Linked DNA regions of Homo sapiens: region 1 is linked to region 2. Evidence: chromatin loops called from intact Hi-C (ENCODE). Cell type or tissue: PC-3. All regions are shown on one strand. Each heading gives the region's core, and the rest is flanking DNA. Links, peaks and the distances in the headings are about the cores only.

What was found. Hi-C counts contacts between places; a loop is a spot of excess contacts. Peaks named below come from ENCODE experiments on the same cell type or tissue, not always from the same donor. Only the 100,000 strongest peaks of a DNase experiment are listed, where the experiment ranks them.
Region 1: it touches region 2 in a loop (2.2-fold over the local background); 1 of 110 quality-filtered maps calls a loop at or near these places.

What each region holds. Positions count from the first base shown.
Region 1 is chr6:20,753,792-20,759,181 of GRCh38, reverse strand. CDKAL1 (CDKAL1 threonylcarbamoyladenosine tRNA methylthiotransferase) reads right to left here. Exons shown (of 16, transcript NM_017774.3): 7 at 539-587. Among named protein-coding and RNA genes, the nearest start is that of CDKAL1, 220 kb to the right of the region's middle. In PC-3, for the core only: no CTCF peak of the experiment used is centred there; DNase peaks (open chromatin) are centred at 1,201 and 3,371; H3K27ac peaks cover 1,089 bases.
Region 2 is chr6:20,581,953-20,587,342 of GRCh38, reverse strand. The region is part of intron 4 of CDKAL1 (CDKAL1 threonylcarbamoyladenosine tRNA methylthiotransferase); the gene reads right to left. Among named protein-coding and RNA genes, the nearest start is that of CDKAL1, 50 kb to the right of the region's middle. RefSeq lists a silencer at 558-758. In PC-3, for the core only: no CTCF peak of the experiment used is centred there; no DNase peak of the experiment used is centred there.

The DNA.
Region 1 (5,390 bases), core at 316-5,315, 170 kb before region 2:
ATATTTAAAAAAGAAAACTATGACCTGATTCATTTATTCTTTAAAGACAGGGTGTCACTGTGTTGCTCAGGCTGGAGTGCAGTTACATGATTATAGCTTACTGCAGACTTGAACTCCTGGACCCAAATGATCCTCCAGCTTCAACTTCCTAAGTAGCTGGGACTACAGGTGCACACCACAGCATCAAGCTGACTTTCTCCCCCAGAGATCCCAGGATCTTGCCCAGGCTGGTCTTGAACTCCTGGCCTCAGGAATCCTCCAGCCTCAGCCTCAGCCTCAGCCCCAGCCCCAACTGCTGGGGTTACAGGAGTAAGCCATTGCTCTTTGCCTGATTCATTTATAAGCCAAACAAATATACAGCGAGTGCCTGCCTCCAATATTAGACTGGCAAATTCATGAAGCCAAGGATAACATTTTATGATTTTATATCTAAAACAATAACTTTTATAAAGGTGCCTGGCAAGAGTTACCTGAGTGGTGTTTCTACTATGTAGTTCAGAAAATATATACATCTGTTTATCTCACTTTCAACGATTACCTTTAATTGTCTCCTCCACAACTTCTACCACACGATCTATCTGCTGAACCTGGAAAAAAAAAAAAACGATTACACAAGTAATTTACACGAAGAAACAAAATTTGTGTTTATCCTTATGCTTGAGTCAATGTTACACATTTTCTAAGCACATCAATGCAGGTTTCCTTTAATGTATTTGGAGACACTATAAAAAATATCCTATATTAATATTTTGTGTTTCAATGAAGTATGAAATTATCACTCTCCTGTCCTCCAATGATAACTGAAGATATCATATTGCATTTAAATAAACTGCCTGGAGTTGTTTTAGGATAGCCTATCAACATATACTCAACATATCCTGAGACAGAAACTTAAGTTTAATTAACACATGTCTTCTCACACAGAGCTTCAGGAAAAAAAATGGCATAAAACGACAAGCTACACAAAAAGAACATGCTAGTATTAAGGAGATCTGTTCCAAATTCTATCTTTATTATTTTAATACTCAAAACCCTTTTGATGAATTTCTACCATGTGCTGGGTACTGTACTCAGGTCCATGAAATACAAAGTCAAATAATACAGCTTCTGTTCTATACACCAGAGACTAAGGAAGCTTTGCCATGGGAACACAGAGGAAAGGTAATAAAATCAGACCAAGTGATGCAGGAATGCTTCCTAGAGAACCAAGGATGACTCCTGGGGTTATGATTAAACAGGATTATGATTGGAGAAACCCACTGAGAATGAGTAAGCATGGCTAGAGTTTAAAAGGAAAATGAAAAAAAGCAAAGTAATATTATGATTCACAAAGCTAAAAAAAGAATAAGTCAAAGTCGATTCTTCTTTAAAAGTCCTTAAATTACCGTTGTTTTATTACAGAAGAAATATCACAAAAAAGTCAAACAAAATAGAATATAAAATGGAAGTCAGTTGAAAGAAATCATAACATCTTTCATGCTGTATTTCCACTCCTCAGATGAAACCACTAATAATAGTGTGATGAGCAGATACCATGACATTTTCTGGCATCAAACATTTACATATAGGTCTGTTCTATAGTTTTATCCTTCTTTTACAAATGATAGAGGGTGTGTGTGTGTGTGTGTAAATAAATATATAAAAAAGATATACAAAATAGACCAAGACCAGCTGGGGCAACACAGTGAGGTCCCGGGGTCTTTGGTAGGGGGTTATACATATGTATAAAATACACCTGTGCCTTGATGTTTTTTCTATATATTGTCAGTCTATAGGTCTATTTCATTCACCTTACTATCTCTCTGTATGGATGCATGATGTGATGCATGCATCCATACCTCTATTGATGAAAAAATTTCTATTCTTTCATTATTATACAACTCTGCAATGAACTCAACTGAGACAAGAGGAACCTGTTTAAAAAACTTTATTAAAAATGTAATGGCTGGCTGGCCACAGTGGTTCATGCCTATAATTCCAGCATTTTGGGAGGCCTAGGAGGGGGCAGATCACTTGAGGTCAGGAGTTCGAGACCAGCCTGGCCAACATGGTGAAACCCTATCTCTATTAAAAATACAAAAATTAGCCAGGTGTAGTGGTGCATGCCTTAGTCCCAGCTACTCAGGAGGCTGAGGCAAGATAATAACTTGAACATGGGAGGTGGAGGTTGTAGTGAGCTGAGATCACACCACTGCACTCAAGCCTGGGCAACACAGTAAGGAAAGGAAGGAAGGAAGGAGGGAAGGAAGGGAAGGAGGGAAGGAAGGAAGGAAGGAAGGAAGGAAGGAAGGAAGGAAGGAAGGAAGGAAGGAAGGAAGGAAGGAAGGGGAGAAGGAAGGAAGAAAGGAAGGAAGGAAGGAAGGAAGGAAGGAAGGAAATGGTAATTCTCTTAAAAATATTCCTTTGGTCTCAGTATCTTACAGAAAATGAGGAAAGGCTTGTGAGAGCAGACCTGAACTCCATTCTACGTCTGACCACTCAGCCCAACATGATGGCAGCAGCAACAATAATTACTGAGAAACTGCCAAAGGTAAGTAAATCTCAGACAACATTAGGTTTTCAGCCCCCAACAAACCTACCCAACCGGAGATGCATCTACCAGGAAACAATGGAACCATTAGGCCCTGGTTTTATTATAAGAGCCCATGTGGCTTCCATACAGAATGTGATTGAAGAAGCCAGCAGAACAAAGATTTCAAAGAGGAGGAAGTGACCAACAGTGTCAAATACTACAGAGACATAAGTATACAGACTAAAATGAATATGTTTGATTTAACAATACGGGAATCAAACTTAGGGAAAGCAGTGAGTTCAGTAGTAATGAATTATACGTAAGAAAACAGAGAGAGTTAATTTGTACTCAGTAAAAAGCTGGGGAGAAAGGGAAGGAGAAGAAAGGCTCTTGATGGCTAGAGAATATTGAATATATTACATTTTGGTTTAGGTTCGTACAAGTAACTATTTATTTCTTTTTTTGCAGTTTGAGCAGAGAAAGGCAGTAGGCAAAGGAGCTGTAGACTGAAAAACAAGTGATGGAGCAATGATCTTCAGGAAGTAGACCGAGCAAAATCTAAAACATGAATAGAGAACAAGTCAGAGTGAGAAAAGGGCCAACTCTTCGTCTCCTGAAAGAAGAGGTTAGGGGTAAAGCATGGGAAAAGATGCTAGTACTCTTGTAGAGGTCAGGGAGAATCTAAGCAAATTCCCACCTGTTGCCCTCAATTTTTCTCAGTAAAGTAACCAGAAGTTCATCTGCTAAGAGTTAGAAAGCATATCATAAAATAACAGAATGAATGTTTTCAAATACCTATTACAGACAACAAGAGACAGTGATGACTAAGAACACATAAAATTCACCACACAATATTGGGACACCAGTTGAAATATGAGACCATGAATTTATAACAATAACTCCAAGTAGAGCTATAATTTTTCTCAAGTCCCAGCAGTTCTACAGTAGGAGCCAAACAGACAAACAGACTGACCCAAGGTTTGTTAATACCACCATTTATTCACTCATCAATTATTGAGCATCTAAATTATACCAGGATGGTTGAAAGGACTGATGAAACAACACTAAGAGATTTGTGGAATGGACTAGAAAGAAAATGGAACAAGGAAAGTTAACTATGCATTTTAGATGAGACGAAGTTTGGCAAATAGGTTAAACAGGGAAAGAAATAGAGCCAGAAAAGAAGAAATGAAGTGGCTGGGGGTTGGAGAAAGAAAAAAATGAAGGGGAAAAAAAGGAAGGAGAAAAGAAAAAGGACAGAAAGTTATAACCAGAGTACAGACACAGGCATTTAGTATTTCTGAAGAATAGTAAGGTCCAGTATCTGGCAATGGGAATAGGTTGCTGAAACAAGGTGTAGGTGATGACTGCTGGAACTGATGTATGATGAAGTGAGAGGTGACAATGTTGCCAAGACATTATATCCAGACACTCAGATTGCCAAAGATAATACAGACATGAATAGGATAAGAAAGAGTTGGTCAAATTTCCTACTGGATGTGGGTGAATGACCAAGATATCAATTAAGGATAGAAGACAGACAATAAAATGAATAAAATATAAGATAATTCCATGATGAAACCATAAAGAAAAATGTTTTCCTATGCAGTTAAAAATATAAAAGCTCAAAAGCACTGCATCCACTCTTGTAGCACATGGACTGAATAAGAAGCCATATTTCTAGAGAAAAGTCAGAACATGCAGAGGAAGCAGTCTGTTAAAAAGTTGAGGGTAAGCTAAAACTATAAAAGTCTTAGAAGAAAACACAGCCATAAATCTATATGAACCTTAGATTAGACACTGATTTCTTAGATGTAATGCCAAAGCACAAACAACAAAAACAACAAAAGAAAAAATAAATTGGATATCATCAAAATTCAAACCATTTGGTACTTCAAAGGACAACATCAACAAAGTAACATGACAACACAGAAAATGAGAGAAAACTTTTATAAATCACATATCTGGTAAGGAACTTATATCTAGAATTTATGAAGAACTTCTACAACTCAATAATAAAAAGACAACCCAATTAAAAATGGGAAAATAATCTGAACAGACACTTTTCCAAGGAAAATATACTTATGGCCAATAAATATATGAAAAGATGCTCAACATCATTAGCCAACCAGGAAATGCAAATCAGAACCGTAACGTAGGAATAGGGAGCTATTGCTTAATGGGTATAGAGTTTTAGTATGAGAAAATGAAAATATTCTAGAGATGGATAGTGGTGATGACTACACAACAATGTAAATGTACTCCACATCAGTTAAAAATGGTTACAGTGGTCAATTGTATTTTATGTGTAGTTTACCACTACTGAAAAAACACAATGAGATACTACTTCACACCCAGTAGGATGACTACCAACAAAAAGACAGGCAGGCCAGGTGCAGTTGCTCACACCTGTAATCCCAGCACTTTGGGAGGCCAATATGGGAAGATCACTTTAAGGCCAGGAGTTTGAGCCCAGCTTGGGCAACACAGCGAGATCCTGTCTCTACAAAAAATTTTTAAAAATTAGCTGGGCACAGTGGTGCTCACCTGTAGTCCTAAATACTTGAGAGGCTAAGGGGGAAAGACCGCTTGAGCCCAGGAGTTCAAAATTACAGTGACCTATGATCACACCACTGGACTCCAGCGTAGGTGACAGAGTGAGACCCTGTCTCTTAAAATACACACACACACACACACACACACACACACACATACAGATAATAACGAGTGTTGGTGAAAATGTGGAGAAATTGGAACCTTCATACATTGCTGATGGGAATGCAGTAAAATGATGCAGCACTTTGGAAAATAAGCTGCCTGTTCCTCAAATGATTAAATAAACAGTTACCATATAATTTAGTAATGTCAATCCTAGTTA
Region 2 (5,390 bases), core at 263-5,262:
ATAAGTTTTATTATCTGTTAGCTTCGAACTCTCATCCCCTAAAATGAAAAGAAGGAGGCCAGGCGTGGTAGCTCATGCCTGTAATCCCAGCACTTTGGGAGGCTGCGGCAGGTGGATCACCTGAGGTCAGGAGTTCGAGATCAGCTTGGCCAAAATGGCAAAACCGCGTCTCTACTAAAAATACAAAAATTAGCGGGGCGTGGTGGCACGCGCCTGTAATCTCAGCTACTCAGGAGGCTGGGGCAAGAGAATCACTTGAACCCGGGAGGTAGAGGATGCAGTGAGCCGAGATCTTGCCATTGCCCTCCAGCCTGGGCAAAAAGAGCAAAACTCCGTCTCAAAAAAAAAAAAAAAAAAAAAAAAACACCTGGAGGAAGAACATTCCAGGCATGAGGGAATAGCAAGTGCAAGCATATGCTTGGTATATTCAAAGAAGAGCAAGAAAATGAGGGCGGCAGTGGTAGCAGGAGATGAAGTCAAGAGAAGTAGAAAAGGTGTTCACTTCATCTGGCCTTTGTAAACCTCAGAACATGATATAAATCTTGGCTTCCACTCATGTGGATATTTACATTTAAATCAATTAAAATAAAATTTAAAATTCAGTGCCTCAGTTGCACTAGCCGGATCTGAAGTACTTAACAGACACATGGCCAGTGGCTACCATATTAGCACAGATTAGAGCACTTCCTTTTTTTATGTTTGTTTTGAGATAGAGTTTCACTCGTCACCCAGGCCGGAGTGCAGTGGCGTGATCTCGGCTCACTGCAACCTCCGCCTCCCAGGTTCAAGTGATTCTCCTGCCTCAGCCTCTCAAGTAGCTGGGATTATAGGCACTGGCCACCAAGCCTGGCTAATTTTTGTATTTTTAGTAGAGATGGGGTTTCACCACATTGGCCAGGCTGTTCTCGAACTCCTGACCTCAGGTGATCCACCCACCTTGGCCTCCCAAAGTGCTGGGATTACATGAGTGAGCCACCCTGTGCCTGGCCGAGCACTTCCATTTTTGCAGAAAGTTGTACTAGACAGCATTGTGAATTTTGAGCAGAAAAGTAAAATAATCTGACTTAGGTTTCGAAGAATCTCTGATCACTGTGTGGAAAACAGATGGTTGAGGGAAAAGCTAGGAGATAAAACAGGTAACTATTATAATCCAGGCAAGATGATGCTGGCTTAGACCACAGTGGTAGCCTAAGTGAAGGTGATAAAAATGATAGGATTATGGATATGCTTAAAGGTAGAGCCAGCAGGATTTGCTGATAGACTCAGTGTGTGATGTGGAAACAAGTAGTTATCCTTGACTCCAAAGTCTTTGGCTCAAGCAACTGAAAAGACTCAGAATCCTTTTACTGAGATATGAAGAACATGGAGCAACAGATTTGTGGGGGAGATTAGTAGTTTTGGACATGGTAAATAGACATGCCTTTTAAAGATCCAAATTCAGATGATATGTAAGCAGAGAGCCCAGGGTTCCAAAAAAAAAAGCATCAGCATAGAGAAAGTACCTAAAAGCTATGGGACTCTATAAAAACCCAAATAAGTGAGTATAGGTGGAAAAGTAAAACAAAGTGCCTTGGGGATGCTCCAACATTTCGGTATGATAAGAAGGAACCAGCAAAGATGACTGAAGGGGCAGCCAGTGAAATAGGAAGAGAACCAATAAGCAAGGGGGAGTAGTGTCCAGAAGGCCACAGTATTTCCAGAAGGAAAGAGTGAAAAGCTGTGGCAAATGCTAACAAACAAAGACTATATAAGATAAGGACTGAGAAGTGGCATTTGCATTTGGCCAAGCAAAGGTCATTGGTGAACTTGATGAGAGCACTTTCAAGTAAAAGGGCCTCCGTAGAGTGAACTAGAAACAGAAAGAGAAGCAGCAGGTCCTTCCAAGGAATTTTGCTATTACAGAGAAAGAAAAAAATGGAATAGTTGGAGAGGAAGAACGTGGTATCAGGAAGTTGGAGAGTAAGAATGTGGTGTCAAAAAACAAGATTATCGGCCGGGCGCAGTGGCTCACGCCTGTAATCCCAGCACTTTGGGAGGCCAAGGCGGGCGGATCACGAGGTCAGGAGATCGAGACCATCCTGGCTAACACGGTGAAACCCCATCTCTACTAAAAATAAAAAAAAATTAGCATGGTGGTGGGCGCCTGTAGTCCCAGCTACTGGGGAGGCTGAGGCAGGAGAATGGTGTGAACCCGGGAGGCGGAGCTTGCAGTGAGCCGAGATCATGTCACTGCACTCCAGCATGGGCGACAGAGCGAGACTCCGTCTCAAAAAAAAAAAAAAAAAGAAACAAGATTAGCTTAAGGTAGGATATATCACAGAATGTTTGATGATAGGAATGATCCAGCAAAGAAGGAAAATGATCCAACAGAGAAAGCAGAAAACTGCAGGAGCAATGACCTTGGCGGGGGAGACAGGATGAGTATACAAGTAACGGAGCTGGCCTCAGATGAGAGCACGTTATCAAAAGCAACAGAGGGACCTCAGAGTCTACATGAAATAAATTCACTCCAGCAGGTAGATTTGGTGCGGGGAAAAGTGGTATTCTCATCCGGCAGGTCTAAATAACTATGCACCTCACCAGAGTCACAGTTTTTCAGAGGAATGGGCTGTTTGTCATCTTTGGGTTCCTAGCACTAACAAGCTAGCTAAGTGAAGTTATTCAAAAGTTCTATTGAACAAATACATTCTTAGAACTACCTAACTACCCAGGGACCTCAGCTTAAGCCTTAACTCACCAAGGACTCACCAGTCAGTTCTCAATTGTGAACACTCAGCATTATAGAGAAGAAAAGGGATCACAGTTATGACCAACCACATCCCACCTTCCTTCCTCTCCCCACACTGGACTGCTCACGGATGGGGCAGGAGGGTTGTGTGCATTTCCAGCCTGCATGTACAGAAAGCACTTCCTGTCTAATATCCCAAAATGGTGACTACTCACTCCTATTTTAACTCACCTCTCAGACACTGCCCTGCTTTCTCAGAACACACTGACCAGGGCTGCTCTTTCTTAGAGCCCCCTTGCCTTTAAGCACACTGTAGAGTACCCTATCCACTGTGATCAAACCGGACTCCTGTGTGAGACTCCCTCCTAGGCCCCCAGACTTACAGACACCACAGACCCCTATTTACAAAAAGCCTTAAGAATCTGAACAGGTATTAAAATAAGAATGAGATTAGGAACTAAACATATAAAATGTAATTCAATTTCCTAAGCCCCTTCCTAAGAGTAAGGATATTGAAAACAAATCAAATGTGAAATATGAGTAGTAATGTTAAAAAAAAAAAAAAAAAGGAAACCAGCAGAATATTGCCAGCATAGCTGACATTCATTAAAGGGGCAAATCCAGATCCTGTAATCTGAATTACATCTGGTCTGTTTCCTATACTTACTTTCCTGACTTAAAATATTTTTAATAAAATAAATTTATGCTTATTAAATCTGCTGAAACTCGACAGATTAAAGATATCTTGAATCTCAAAAATTTTGTAAGTAGCAAAAATTGTTGAGAGGAGTGATTCTCTGCAAGAGCAGACTGAAACTAGTGGGGGGGGGCGCTTTTACTAACAAAAGTGTCTGATGAGATAAGATAATGCAATACATCTATTATATCTATTGTAACAATACCATTCATACTCCTATAGCTAAGACTCTTAGCATTTCCATTATAAAAACCTGTTTTTCAACTCTGCCACCTGCCATCCATTAAAAAAAAAAATAGTTCTCTCACAGCATTCAAGTGTTGATCCTGGAAACGTTCTACCACCACTCCCACTAAATGTTTTTGTTCCGTAGATTATCATGCAAATATTTCAAGTGTGTATTTTGTCTTTCCACATTGCACCAGTCTGATTCAAATATTAAGGTTTTCATCTGCAAGCCAAGATCACAGGAACATTCATTCCAGAAATACATCAATATGTACTGAAAGTCAATTTGGTAGAATCTTAGCAGTAATCAGAACATTACTCTTACATTCAAAGTAAGAGTTACAGATATTTATGATACTGAAGACATCAATACTGATTAAGTTTTCTTCATCTGACTCAAGAAGTAAAAGTCTAACAAGATACTATGAAAACAGAAATATGAAAATGAGGAATTGGGTAAAAAGAGTACACTTCACGGCAAGGCAAAGCAGTATGCAGTGGTGAATAGAACAGCATGAAAAACACTGGGTTAAATAGAACCTATCTACCAACTCCCCGCTAAGAGATGTTAGCTGGCAACTCAACAAATGCCCAAGTGTAAGGCAAAGTTTACTTTTCCCAAAAAAAATCCCTCAGAAAATAGGAAATTGTTTTCTATTTCTATTAATAAAGTCCATAGAAAGTCTTTCTTATTACCAGAACCTCTTTTTACTCTCTCCAGTCCTACTTTGAATAACAGAGTATCACTTGGAGAAGACATTACCCTAAGTAACAGGATCTGTGGAAGCTTAGAGAAGTCCCCCAGAAACAATCATCTGAATCAGTAAAAATTGCAGTAAAAGCTGCGATGAGATTTAACACAGATTTAACTCCTAGGGATATTGCCTCACATTGGCAAATATTGGATTTCATTGTAAACAAGCCTTGCAAAAATGACTTTTTTTAAGTATTATAATAAGTGCCTACACTACAGAGATCAACATACATGCTTCTACAGGAGGAAAAAGAAAACCAACTGATCTTTAATAATGAGAATGGAGGGGCTCCTGAGAGAAAATTTCCAGTGACCACAACGTAAATAGATTCAAAATAGGTTGGATTTCAGACAATTCAAATGGAACCGTAGAAAACTGTGTCAGACAACTCAAAAAGAGGTTCTAGAGAGGAAAAAAACCCTCATATGTCAAAGATGCATTTGAAGAGTTTAGATAAAATTGCTTCATGAAAAGCCAGGAGAGAAGAGTTACATTTGAAAATTATCTCATATAATGCTATTTTAAATATGTATGTATAACTTAAATAAATATACAGAAATTCATCTTCATCTCTAAAGTTTACATATTCAAGTTAGTCAAAACAATTTATTTAATATTCTCATTGGGAAAATGGAGGTGTCACATTATATTGTGACCATCTGTGTTTGCCACCTGAAATAATTGAAAAAATAAAGACAAGAATCAAATCTTTTCTATTTTTTAATTGTATCCCTCAGCACATAGCATATCTCACAGATACTCAAATATATTGGATAGTTAAGGAACATATTAAATTTTACTTCATATAAATGTAAAGGTCTCCATAAAATGTCTTATAAACAATTAAATTTTTGTGGGTTAGATACATAAATGAGGAAAATATTTGATCCTCAAATATCAATTATGAATTTTTATATGTTTACTTTTGAAAATACACTTATCTATACAACTTATACATATGCTTTATAAAGGGATTGGGGGC